Linked DNA regions of Homo sapiens: all the other regions are linked to region 2. A link is a contact called in ENCODE Hi-C or POLR2A ChIA-PET data. All regions are on one chromosome and are shown on one strand. The core of a region is the stretch at or near the end of the contact, and the rest is flanking DNA. Distances in the headings are between cores, read along the strand shown.

Region 1 (4,265 bases), core at 1,287-3,786, 370 kb before region 2:
TTGCTTCAGGTCACCAGTGTTCATGTCAAAGACCAGCTGGCTGGGAGGATACTTTGGTCACTGAGACCACGAGACAGTCTCTCTGTCTCCAGACGAATAAAAACCTGATTCCGTAAAGATGTCCACATCGATTCTGGGAAGGCATTTCTCCCTCTTAGATTTCATTAGTATGAGAAGTCATTTCTTAGAACCTATGCCTAGATACATTTAAAGTTCCTTTTTAAAATTCTGAATGAGTAGAGTCACGTAATTTATTTAACTAGCCCTCTTTCGTCTCTAGATTCCAAATATTGATTCTCTCAATTTCTTAGCCAGAAGCTAACCGAGGAGATTGCTTTCTACATTTTCAGAATGGGTTTAAAGGTATAAATCTGGGAGGTGAGTTGCCTAAAATAATCAGATAACTCTTTTTTTCTATAGTTATCACTCACTTCCCAATTCTTCTGATAGAGAATAGCCATTCACTCTGTGAAGAGCTTCCCCCTGCCTGGGTGACAGTGAATGGTAGCAATGCTATGGCATTCATTCTTAGCACTGCAAATGACGCCTAAGAAAATGTCTTTCTAAATGGTTACAAGTATCACTCCCCTTCAAGTCATTCATACGCCTGTAAGTTCACTGGAAAGGACAAGGACAGATACTAAAGAACATTGTAAAAGTAATTCATGTTGGCTGTGAACGGTGACTCACACTTGTAATCCCAGCACTTTTGGTGGCTGAGGCGGGTGAATCCCTTGAGGCCAGGAGTTTGAGACCAGCCTGGCCAACATGGCAAAACCCTGTCTCTACTAAAAAAACACAAAAATTAGCTGGGTGTGGTGCCGTGCGCCTGTAATCCCAGCTACTCAGGAGGCGAGGCACAAGAATTACTTAAACCTGGAAGGCGGAAGTTGCAGTGAGCCGAGATCATACCACTGCACTCCAGCCTGGGTGATAGAGTGAGACTTTGTCTCAAAAAAAAAAAAAAAAAAAAAAAGTAATTCATGTTTACTCTGCTTTGTTTCCAACTGTTATTACTATTGGCAAGAATTCATTTCTGGTTGATTCCACAGCATGGGACTTTATGGAAGGAATTATTCACCATGGCCTACATGATGATTCATTTGCATCATGGCACAGTCAGTTGAACTATACCACAGATGAAGCACAATGGCCAGCTTCAGTATAATGGTTCATCCCACAGAAACAGAACATAGGCTTCCCAGGATGAAAAGACATCTCCCCAGGGCAGCTAGAGGTGCCATCCCTTCAGCCAGAATATTGACAACTTTGTTCCAGAAAGATGACATCCTGCTGGTTTTGAATTTTGCCAAAGACTTCGGGGTGCCGTACAGTTAACGTCAAAGAACGTCTCCCAACTCCATTTCTTTTCTGCCATACCTCGCCTATACATGCACACAAAATACATGCAAACTACCGAGGTCTAAAAAGAAACCCATGGGTGATGAAAGTCAGAGGGAATAGAGAGACAGCAGGAAAGGCTAGCTCTCAAACAAATAAGCCAACATATGTTTAGACTCAGGCACACAAGAATAGCCGCCCACCAGTTTCAGTGAGGAAGTCCCACGAGCAATGACACCAGCAGGAGGGATGCTGTGTGCTAAGTAATTTGATTTAGCCTTGTCTACAAAATTCAGATAATCCAATTCACCTCCTTGTCAGATTCAATCTCGGTGATATGGACGAGGGCCCCAAATGGTGTGACCCTCTTTTCATTTCGTGACTTAATTTCAAGGTCATGCTCTTGGACATGGTGGTGGAGATAGTGAAATGACTAAAGGTTTGATGCTTTAAAATTTTCCATGTAACAAGCAGCATACTTCTACACTAGGTACAGAACACATTTCTACAAATTAACTAGAACTAATCTTTGGCTCAAAATCTTGTTAAAAACACCCACTACTAAATACTTTTCCTGCCCTAAATCATTGAACTCCAGCATATACAATCCCCTAATTGTCGTAACAGCAGCTCCAACATGCTTCTTTGTCCACGTTTGTCCTTAAGGCCATGTAAAGTCTGTCACTGCTCTAATCAAAGGAATGTGTGTAGGTTCAGACAGGTGCTGACCTTTCCCCTTTCTAGGACACTTAATTAAAAGACCGGGACATTTGCAAACTGTCTCTGTGAATAATTCAACTCCCTTTAAAACCTTGGTGAACAGGACAGGGCTAACCTGAAGCGTTTGGGAACTCACTCTCTCCCCGCTCATTTAGATTTAGAGGGATTTCATCCACCCAGAAAGTATCCAGACTCTGCATCCCTTTGAAAAATGGACTGGAGAGAGAATGAGAAAAGAGCTTACAGGAAAATAGAAATCAGGAGTGGCAAACTCCTGCCCAGCATCTCCGGGGCGGGGAGCGAGTGGCCCATGGCAAACGAATTAGTGCCTTCCTTCCCAGGGCATTTGCACTTTAACAGAAGGCAAATATTGTGCTAAAGAAGTGAAGCTCTAAGTGGAATTTCCTGCATGAGCCCTGAAGAAGCAGCAAGGTCTTCTTGTGAGCTGCTATCAAGTACGGCACATCTGGGCGGGGGCTCAAGGGAAAGCTGGCAGTGCTGCCTGGCCGGCCAAGGCTTAAGGGGGTTTTGATCCCCTTCCTTTCCAGTAGTCTTAGGCACTTAGCCTTGCCTTAAAAACCAAAGGGATGTAGAGGAGTGCTTTGTGAGGTTTTCCCCCGCCTCCCCAGGGCATAGCATAACTCGTGAAAACACACAGCCAGTAACACGCATCCCAAAACCCCAGTGCAGTTTCCACCTCCCTCTCCAGGCGCTGCTTCCTGAGCCCGGCACAGGCCTGGTGAGCGGTCTGGCCTCAGCCTCATCCCAGCTGGTAGCGCTTTGTGCCGTGCGAATGGCTAAGAGGCACAAGAAACACTTCCACAGACAGATCCCCGAACCAGGAAACATTCCTTCCCCTCCCTGACCCCAGGGCAGCACCGGGGTGTGGAGAACAGTTAATCACCCTGAAAGCAAAACCTCCAGTCAAACATTAACAAATAGCTACCTCAAAGCTTTGCTGAAAATAAACTTGTGTGTTTTTTTTCTCTCTCTCTCTTTCTTTTCTTTGTGGCAGCAAAGGAATCTAATAAACATATACTATATTCCAAACAGAAAAACAAAAAAATCCAAAACTATTTCCCTATCTTGAAAGTAAACCTGCAACGTCATCTCAGGAAATATTCCCTTATTGCTCTTTTAGGAAAAAACACACAAACAAACAAAGAGAGAAAAATTTGAAGTGTGTTACATATTTATATCTGGAAATCACCAAAGCTTGGGATTTGTAATTTCGCGTTCCTGATACAGTTATTCATTTCCCGCTACTCCGGAGATGAACAAAAGCCACACTTGGGAGCCACTTTCGTGGCACTGCCTTGACGTATGAACCACTACCAGCCACCTACTTTACACAAACATCTCACACGAGACTGGTGTGCAAATGAATTCTGAGTCTTTAAGAAAACTTTTCAAGACATCCACTCCTCTGGGCTGGCTATTCCGCCCCCACTCACGCATCCCCCTTGCTCTCTGCCCTTCCTTGCCCTGCTCTGTACCCCCAGAGGCTGGCCCCCAGGGAACACACCACCCTATCTCCCTAATTTTTGCTGTCTTGAGGCACGCGCCAAGCTCAGAAGGCAGGAGGAAGCCGGGGTATTGGTGTCCTGCCCACTCCCTGCTCTTTCTCTCTAGGGCTCCAGGAACACGCTTTCCTTCCCTTGCCCCTTTAAGTCTGGGGATGATAACAGCTTCCTGCTATTGCTTGTCCTGGGGTCCTGCAATATCCCACGGACTGCCTTAGACTGACCTTCACTTCTGCAAAGAGTTCCTTCATTAACGTTTCTTCACTTGTGCTGAATGAATTGGATTCTGCTTCCTGAGTGGCCCCTGCTAAGCCCTCTACACTCCGTTTTCTTCCTCCAGACAGGGAGGGCAAATCTGTCCCCAGATCTGTTTAGGGTGCTTGGGTAGAATTCATGGTTGGGAACAAAGACAAATGTAGAGGCAGGAGAGTGCTGGCATCTGCCCAGCCGAATCTCCAGCGAGGAGGGTGCCTTTAGCTTCAGAATGAAAAGACAGCCTGGTTCTAAGTTTTTGTCACCTCAGGGATCCCCAGAGTTGACACCCACCTTCCCATTCCTGAACATCAGGACATGAGACAGAAGACTTCTTAGAAAATAGAGTTTGGGGATATTTTCCCCCTTCTTTCAGTTTCCTCCAGTGACTGGTGTTTCTGAGCAGGATTCTCTCCTTAAAGCCCCATC
Region 2 (4,187 bases), core at 616-3,115:
GCAAGGACCACTGGAAATACAAACACAGTTAAGACAGTAACGCACTTTGAATTAAAAGGCAAGGAGATGTTATTACAAATGAACATCTAAATTATTGATATCTCTATAAAATTGAGGTTGTAGTACGATGTTCAGTCTTGGCCTGTGTACGTTTTGGACCAGATAATTGGTTGTAGGGTAGAAGAAAGAGCGTCCTGTGCATTACCGGGTGTTTAGCAGCAGGCCGGACTCTACACACTTAATGTTAGTGGCCCCCTGATTTGCGACAAACAAAAATGCCTCTTAGTTTTTTAACTCTTTTAGAATTTGTCCAGCATGTTTTTTGGTGTTAATAAAAACCCGCACACAGAGAAATGCTTCTGGACGTTGCCAAATTCCCCCAGGGAAACAAAATTGCCCTCGGTTGAGAACCACTGAGTTACAGGGATAAAATTATCAGATGTGTTCGTTTTATAAAAGAATTTAATAATATTTTAAAGCATATCACATATATTTTTGCCGAGGCTGGTCTATTTGATTGGAAGAAGAGTCCATTTTCCTCCCGCATATCCCCTTTTGGAGTTGGGAGTGCATTCTGAGAGAAGCTGTGCTCAGATTATTTGGAATCTGCACCCTAGTGAGGAGCGAGGTTGAAGCTGAAGTCCTTAAGTATGACAGAAGCATGGGTGGGAAGGTACCGAAAGACCAAAGAATTTGGGGATGGGGAGGTAGGAAAGGTGTCTCCAAACTCACATGCATATACATATTTTCCTTAACACCTGAGGTGAAAGAACACCCCTGTTATATCTTGTCTGTTCTAAAGAGATGTGGTGAAGAGAATTTGCAGTGAGTTAAGAATCACTAAAGTTTCTGTGATTCAGTGAAATTGCCTTTGAAACATTGTAGGAGTGTCTTATATTTGATAGAAGATTAAAAAAATGCATGGCATGGGCATTTTCTAGGGCTCTGAGTACTCTTAATAGACCCTTATCTCTGGATGTGAATTCATGAGGTTCAAAGGTCCCTGCCAGTCAAATGGCAAACTATGGAATTTCCCTGTCCTCTAGAGATTGCTTTACTGTCTACTGAGGTTGATCATCTTTTTCATATGGTTATTGGCCATTTATTTTTCTTTAGTGAATTGTCTTCTTGCCCTTTGCTTACATTTCAGTCACAACATTGGTTTTCCCATTTCCTTTTTTCCTTTTCACTGTCGAATTATAACAGTTTTTATGTATCTTTACATTGTAAAGTTATTAATGTTGTAATCCTTATTTGCCTGTTTTTATCCTTATTCAGTGTTTATTTTTGCCCATTCTCTGACCTTTGACATTTCTGCATTTTGTATTAAATTGTTATAGTTAGGTTCCAGTTGTTTGATGCAATCCTTTTGTCTTTATATAAACAGTTGAGTTTATCTTATTTAGTCTCACTGTAGATGTGTTTAATCTTTTCCATCTGCTTTTTATGCATTCATATTGGCTTTTGTTTTGTTTTTAATCTCTTGATAATGGGGCTCAATTTTCAGATATACTTTTAAGATATGTTTATGCCTTTATTTCTCAAATTGCTTCAGAAACAAAATAGTGTCTATTGTGATCTTCCTTATTCTCATAACACTTAAGGATGTGTTGGCATGTTCTGAGATTTTTATTCTTGTTTATTACAGTTAAATGATTATTTTTCTGTTTTGTGGCATATACTTCAAAAACAATATTTATTTTCTGATTTTCTAACTTTATTTCCACAGATCCTTTGCATTGAGTATCTGCTTATCTTTCACAAGACAGCTTCCTCATTTGTGAGTCTTCGTATGAGTAATTTCAGTGGTCAGATTCTGTCTTCATGATAATTTTTTTCTCCTCAAGAAAGTGCACATGAGTGATACACGTCCTGAGTTCCTTTTCTGTAGACTTCATGTGAGACCATAGCTTCTCATGCTCTAGAATTCTGTCATAACCATTATTGATGTATAAATGACATACAATAAACTGCATGTGTTTAAATTATGTAATTTAAAAAGTTGGCATAATTATGTACCTGTGAAATTATTACTACAATCAAGATAATGGACATACGTGTCACCCTTAAAAGTCTACTTGTGCCCCTTGGTAATCCCTTTACGCTCCTTATCTTTAGGCAACCACCAGTCTGCTTTCTGTCACTGTCAGGAAGTTTACATTTTAAAACACTTTATATAAATGGAGTCATACAGAATGTACTTTTTTGAGGGTCTGGGTTGTTCCACTCAGCATAATTATTTTGAGATTAATCTGTGTTGTTTTGTATATCAATAGCTTATTCTTTTTATTGCTGAGTCGTATTCCATTGTACGGATATAACACAACTCATGTGTCTGTTCACCTGGATACGTGGAAGTTTGGGCTGGTGGAAATTTGGGCTGTTCCAATACTGAGCTGTAACAAAGCTGCTACGAACATTTATGTACAAGCCATTCATTGTACGGACAAATGCTTTTGTTTCTCTTGGGCATATATCTAGGAGTGGAGTGATTTGGTCATATGGTAGGTGTATGTTTAACTTTGTAAGAAATTGGCTTCAAACTATACTACAAGGCTATAGTAACCAAAACAACATGGTACTGGTACCAAAACAGGTATGTAGACCAATGGAACAGAACAAAGGCCTCAGAAATAATGACATTTATGCAGCCAACAAACATAAGAAAAAAAAACTCATCATCACTGGTCATTAGAGAAATGCAAATCAAAACCACAATGAGATACCATCTCACACCGGTTAGAATGGCAATCATTAAAAAGTCAGGAAACGACAGATGCTGGGGAGGATGTGGAGAAATAGGAACGCTTTTACATTGTTGTGGCATGTGTCAGAATTTTCTTCCTCTTTAAGACTGGATCGTATTCCCTTGTATGTATAAATCACATTTTGTTTATCTGTTCACCTGTCAATGGGCATTTGGGTTGCTTCTACCCCTTAATGGTTGTGAATAATACTGCTGTGAATGTGGGTTCATGCAGTATCTTTTTGAGCCCCTGTTTTCAGTTCTTTAGGGTATATACACAGAAGTGGGATTGCGGGTCGTATGGTAATTCTATGTTTAATTTTTTTGGGAACCACAATACTGTTTTCCATAGTGGCTACACCATTTTAATATTCACACTAACAGTGCACAAAGGTTCCAGTTTCACCACATCCTTGCCAAAGATCCTTATTTTCTTTTTAAAATTTTAAATAGTAGTCATCCAAACAGGTATGAAGTGGTATCATTGTGGTTTTGATTTGCATTTCCCTAATGGTTAGTGATGTTGAGCATCTTTTAAAGTGCCTACTGGCCATTTGTGTATTTTCTTTGGAGAAATGTTTGAGTCCTTTGCCCACCTTTTAGTTTGGTTGTTCTTCTGTTATTGAGTTGCAGGAGTTCTTGATATATTCTAGATATTAATCTCATCAGATATTTGATTTATAAATATTTTCTCCCACTGCATGGGGAATAGATGTAATTTTCATAATAAAAAGTTAAAGAAATTTTTCTTTACAGAAAATAGAAGAGCTCAACCAATACCAACTCATTTACCACCCAGACTCAACGGTTATTACCATTTTGCTGTGTTTGCTTTATCCATACACCTCCCCACACACACAAATTATTTTGCCAAGACATCTCAAAGAAAATTAAGGACACCCTTACACTTTACCTAGTACGCATCTTGAAAAAATTAGGACAGTTTTCTACATCTGCCACATTTTCTGCATAAACAGTCTCCAAAATACTATTTCAAAATAATATATATTATTGGGAAAAAATAATGCTGTTTTTTCTCATTTTGATGTAGCAGATAACCTTTTGGGATAAGTTCACTGATGGTATTCCTTATAGCATTGGCATTTTCTCGTACATCAATAAGAACTTCCATTTCTTCATCACCTGAACTACAGCTGTTGCCTCCAACTTCCTACTTTTTCTCATCTTCCTTATCTTTAAAACCTAAAGTAGACCAAACTTCTTCCCATGACTTCCTTACAAGGCAGAGCATTATCTGGCCTCTGCTTAGCCCTCCAGTCTCATTTTCTCCTTCTCTCCCAGCTCCAGCAGAGAGACCTGCCATCTGTTTCTTGAACATACCAACCTCTGCTCTCTATGAGGGCCTTCACATGTGCTGTTTTCTCTACCACCATCCATCCCACTGCCACACTGCTTTTTTTAATCCTTCAGGTTTTTATGT
Region 3 (4,184 bases), core at 981-3,480, 340 kb before region 2:
AAAGGCAGTTGACAAACTGGTCTTCATTATCTCTGTTTTAAGTCGTTTCTAAACACCCACCATTTTTCTTCTTACGGGAACATAACTGTGCTCTTTAGTTCGCTTTCTGTAGACACTCTTCTGCCTGGATTCTCAGATCAAAAGAGTTTAACAGGGTCATAAATAATAGGATTGGGACACACTTTAGAGATCAAGCAGGCTGGCTGCCTTGTTTTCCAAACGAGGCTGCTAGGAGGGGCAGCTGGATGAAGCACCTTGCTCACCCACAGCTGCTGGCTGGCGGTGCTGAGACTGATCGCGTTTTCAGAGGGAAGCTGTTGACCCAAGAGCAAAGAAGGAGGTTGAAGCTAGTGGTTCCTACAGGGTAGCTATAGCTGCTCTTTTGGCTACTAATCAGTGTTGCTTCTTCAGAGTTCCCAGCCCAGTTCTGTGTCATCATGTCAGGACATCATTACCCAAAAGCAGGCTTTCTGAGCTGCAGGGCAGAGAACACTGGCTCCAGGGTTGTGAGCTGATGTTCCATTAAAAAACACTGCTTCCAGCCGGGTGCAGTGGCTCACGCCTGTAATCCTAGCACTTTGGGAGGCCGAGGCGGGCGGATCACCTGAGGTCAGGAGTTCGAGACCAGCCTGGCCAGCATGGTGAAACCCTGTCTGTACTAAAAAAAAAAAAAAAAAAAAAAAAAAAAATATCAGCCGGGCGTGGTGGCGGGCGACTGTACTCCCAGCTACTCAGGAGGCTGAGGCAGGAGAATAGCTTGAACCCAGGAGGTGGAGGTTGCAGTGAGCCGAGATCACGCCACTGCACTCCAGCCTGGGTGACAGAGCGAGACTCCATCTCAAAAAAAAACAAAAAACAAAAACAAAAAACACTGCTTCCATACAATGAGGTAGGAGAATGCTACTGCTCTTCAGGAGGCATTCTTCTAACCACTGGACCCAGCATCAGCTGGACAGGGCTCAGAGGACACATTTCGGGTGGCTGCATTCTCCTGCCCTGCCCTCCCATCATGAGCCTGGTAAGAACACAGAAAGGGTGTCTGCAGACAGGGCCTCTGAAGAGGGTAGACTCCGGAGCCACAACTCCAGGGCCCAAAGCTCAGTCGGCTTCTTCTCCTTCTTGCCGTGAGGCTTTGGGCCAGTGCCCAACTTTTCGGTAAAGTGGGGATAGTAGTACCGCTCCACTCCTAGTGTCGCCATGAGGACTTGAGCTAGTGTGTACACAGCACATAAATTGTGTCTGATCCAGGTAAATGTGCTCTAAGTGATAGAAAAAGAGTCGGGAAGAGGGAAATAAGTCAGCTCAGTGCTTCTGTCTCACTTGAGATGTTTGGTTCTTTGAGGCCTATTTGGAAATTGGCTTTCTTGAATCATGTGATTCAGGTAATAATGATTAAGGCTTCCAAGATTTGTTAAAAGGATTTATAGTACGCATTTTAGGTATCTTTGTGCTTCTCTGAAAAACAAACAAGCAAACGAACAAAAAACCCATTCACAATCCCCTTAAATGTAAATGTAGAGAGTGGAGGCAGTGTAGTGTGGAGGCTGGGAGTGTGGTAAGGGCTCTGGGTTCAAACCTTGGTGTCCTCACTTTGCTGCTGTGTGATCCTGTGCTACGTAGCTTTTGGAAACTGTTTTCTCATTGATAAGACAAGGCTAACACCACCTGCCCTTGGAATCCTTGAGAGGATTAAGTGAGATGCATACATAAAGTGATCACGAATAGCTCAATGTTTATTCCCTCCAGGTTCTGAAAAGCAAGGCTTAGAAACACTGAGTAATCATTGGTAAATGTGGGTCCAGTTTGCTAGCACAGGTCTCTAATTTTAATTCACTTCTTTAGAAAATATTTTTCCAGGAGCACATTTTCATAGCCTTTGTTATTCCCCTATTTTCCATCTTCACTAAAATACTTCAACAGCTCTACTGTCCAGGGAGGCCACCGCAGGAAAGCCAAGTGGGATGAGGGAGTCCCTGTGGGATTCAGGCCCGGCACTGGACCTGAGGGCCTCTCTGCGGCTGGTCCAGCCCCATGATTCAGGGATTTTTCTAACAAAGTTTCCCTCATTGTTTTTTGTAGGAGAGAGAAATTTGGCTAAGGGATTGCATTCACCAACTTTCTGTATCTCTAATTCTCACATCAGCTTGTGCCAAGAGTTGACTCATTTGCAAAGCAACTTGTAACTAGTGACACTTCAGAAGGCCAAGAAGCAGCCGGCCCAGCAAATTGCAGATGGTAAGGAGAGGTTTCTAAGCATGGTCCCCAAGCCAGGCTAGAACGGATACTGCTTCTGTGATCTGAGAGCTGTGACCTTGACCTTAGACTTTCAATGAAAGTAAGCAACAGAAAAATCACTCCAGAATCCAGCCAGCCCTGGCAATATCCACTCAAAGCTTATACTCAGACACACAAAGCCAAAATTGCTGCCTCGGTTCTTAAAATGAGACAAAAGGACTCCCATGCATGGGCACTAAGTGTGACCCCAATAACAAGTTTATGTCATTATTTTGACCAAAGGACTGTGAGCTTTCCATTTGCCTGGTCATCCTTAAACATATGGATTTATGATTACACAAAGGTTGTTTTTAAAGTTACATCTCGCTTATCTTTGTTGGAAAACTCCTTAGAAATGTTATATAGGGGATGGGGGTGGTAAATGTGTCATTAATTACTTTTCATATTCTGACTATCTTGAGAAAAATGAAGCAAAATGGAAAAAGAAATTGACATTTATACCAACAACACTCTTAAACACAATTGAATGCAAATGATCAGGAAATTTGGTTCCGTATAATATTCATGTTACTATTAATATTAAATAACAATGTTAAATAATTTACTTGATACAAACATCAAATTAGTGATACCAAATAATAACAATTCAATCAGTAACTTAATTATTAAATAATACCAATCATGTTAAAATTGTTATTAATAACTTGATGTTAATATAATTAATAACAATATAGTGACAATATTTCTCTAGAGGGTACTAAAAGGCTTTTCCAGATTCACTCACTGAAAGTAAGAAGGAGGACAAATGACTTACTATGTTTGTTTTGGTTTTGCTGCTAAGAAAGGAGGCCTCTCTTTTGCCTGGGAAGGGGCTCCCTGTCCTTTCCTGAAATCCTTGGGAAAAGGTCAATGCAGTGGGAAGAACCAGATGACGATTTCACTCCATGCACCTATGGTTATTTTAGGGTCAGCAGAGTCAGGAGTGAAAGGGGGAAGTAATGAACATCAGTTCCTCTTTACATATCATTTACATAATCCTCACAACAGACCTGTGAGATAGATTCTGTGAACAAGGAATCTGAGGCTCACGACTGTCACACACTGGAACAGAGCTGGTGTCAGAACCAAGCAGGAAACCCCCGCGAACCATCTGACCACGAAGCTCTATCTAGCTCGTGGCCCTGCATCAGGCTTTCACAGGCCGGGTAATTATAGGACTCAAATATTTGAATTATTCAAGCAAACTACATTAGAATGTGAATGGTATTGTTATATGGCATTTTGAATGACTGAATTTGAAGAATGGAATTATATAAAATTTGAATTAAATTTGAATAGTCATATACACACAGACGCCTGCTAGGAATAGGGTATGCAGGAGGAAGCAAGGCTGGCTGAGCCCTGGCCTTGGGAGCTGACATCCTAGAGGGCAGAGATGGTCACCAAGCCACCGCCCCTGCAGAAGCTGTGAGTGCTCTGAGGGCCACACGAAGGGTGGGCGCTGAGAGGAGCTCCCGAGAGGTCTCTCTGAGAAGGATCATTGGTGCTGAGGTGAGAAGCGATGAAAGACCCAGCTGGGGACAGCAGCATAACCGGAGAGGAGCCGAGCTGGGAGGCAAGGCCTGTCTGGAAGTCTCCGACCCACGGGGAAGGGTGAGCCTTGAATAGCTCATCCTGCTTCCCAAAGAAATGCTCATCCTTGGTTCTTCTTTCCTCTCAGGTAAAGATTCAGAAATACTGAGGAGCCCACAGAGGCTGCTGAGGAGCCTCGTAAGGCGGCCTCCACTCTCGGGTGAGGGCAACGATGGAGGCTCACGTTAAAGGGGGTTTGGAGAGGCCTGGGTTGGACACAGTGGAGCAAGGTCTGCCGTTGGAATGATCCTTCGTGGGGCAGGATCAGGCCTTATATTTGTTTGACTGAGCACATGCTAGACACATTGCAAAATGAC

What was found. A loop is a pair of places that touch in the nucleus more often than their neighbours do. ChIA-PET counts read pairs that join two places held with the same protein, here RNA polymerase II (POLR2A). Pooled maps may share reads with other maps.
Region 1: a loop to region 2 is called in a pooled map, with 2.9 times the contacts of the local background. The contact joins two enhancer-like sites. A Hi-C loop is called at or near these places in 1 of 50 pooled maps. POLR2A ChIA-PET finds 5 or more read pairs at or near these places in 2 of 52 experiments (PC-9 and activated B cell).
Region 3: a pooled map shows a loop between it and region 2 (2.3-fold over the local background). The contact joins two enhancer-like sites. A Hi-C loop is called at or near these places in 2 of 50 pooled maps. POLR2A ChIA-PET finds 5 or more read pairs at or near these places in 2 of 52 experiments (GM12878 and Panc1).

The regions. Positions count from the first base shown.
Region 1 is chr2:98,279,144-98,283,408 of GRCh38, reverse strand. All of the region lies in intron 22 of VWA3B (von Willebrand factor A domain containing 3B), which reads right to left. Among named protein-coding and RNA genes, the nearest start is that of CNGA3, 65 kb to the left of the region's middle. RefSeq lists an enhancer at 2,708-3,208. Within about 2 kb of position 2,536, at least 3 of the 41 ENCODE cell types and tissues checked have a DNase peak (open chromatin) inside an H3K27ac peak, as active enhancers do.
Region 2 is chr2:97,909,214-97,913,400 of GRCh38, reverse strand. The region is part of intron 2 of TMEM131 (transmembrane protein 131); the gene reads left to right. It also overlaps the pseudogene RNU7-96P. Among named protein-coding and RNA genes, the nearest start is that of TMEM131, 85 kb to the left of the region's middle. Within about 2 kb of position 1,865, at least 2 of the 41 ENCODE cell types and tissues checked have a DNase peak (open chromatin) inside an H3K27ac peak, as active enhancers do.
Region 3 is chr2:98,251,688-98,255,871 of GRCh38, reverse strand. The region is part of intron 20 of VWA3B (von Willebrand factor A domain containing 3B); the gene reads right to left. Among named protein-coding and RNA genes, the nearest start is that of CNGA3, 93 kb to the left of the region's middle. Within about 2 kb of position 2,230, at least 2 of the 41 ENCODE cell types and tissues checked have a DNase peak (open chromatin) inside an H3K27ac peak, as active enhancers do.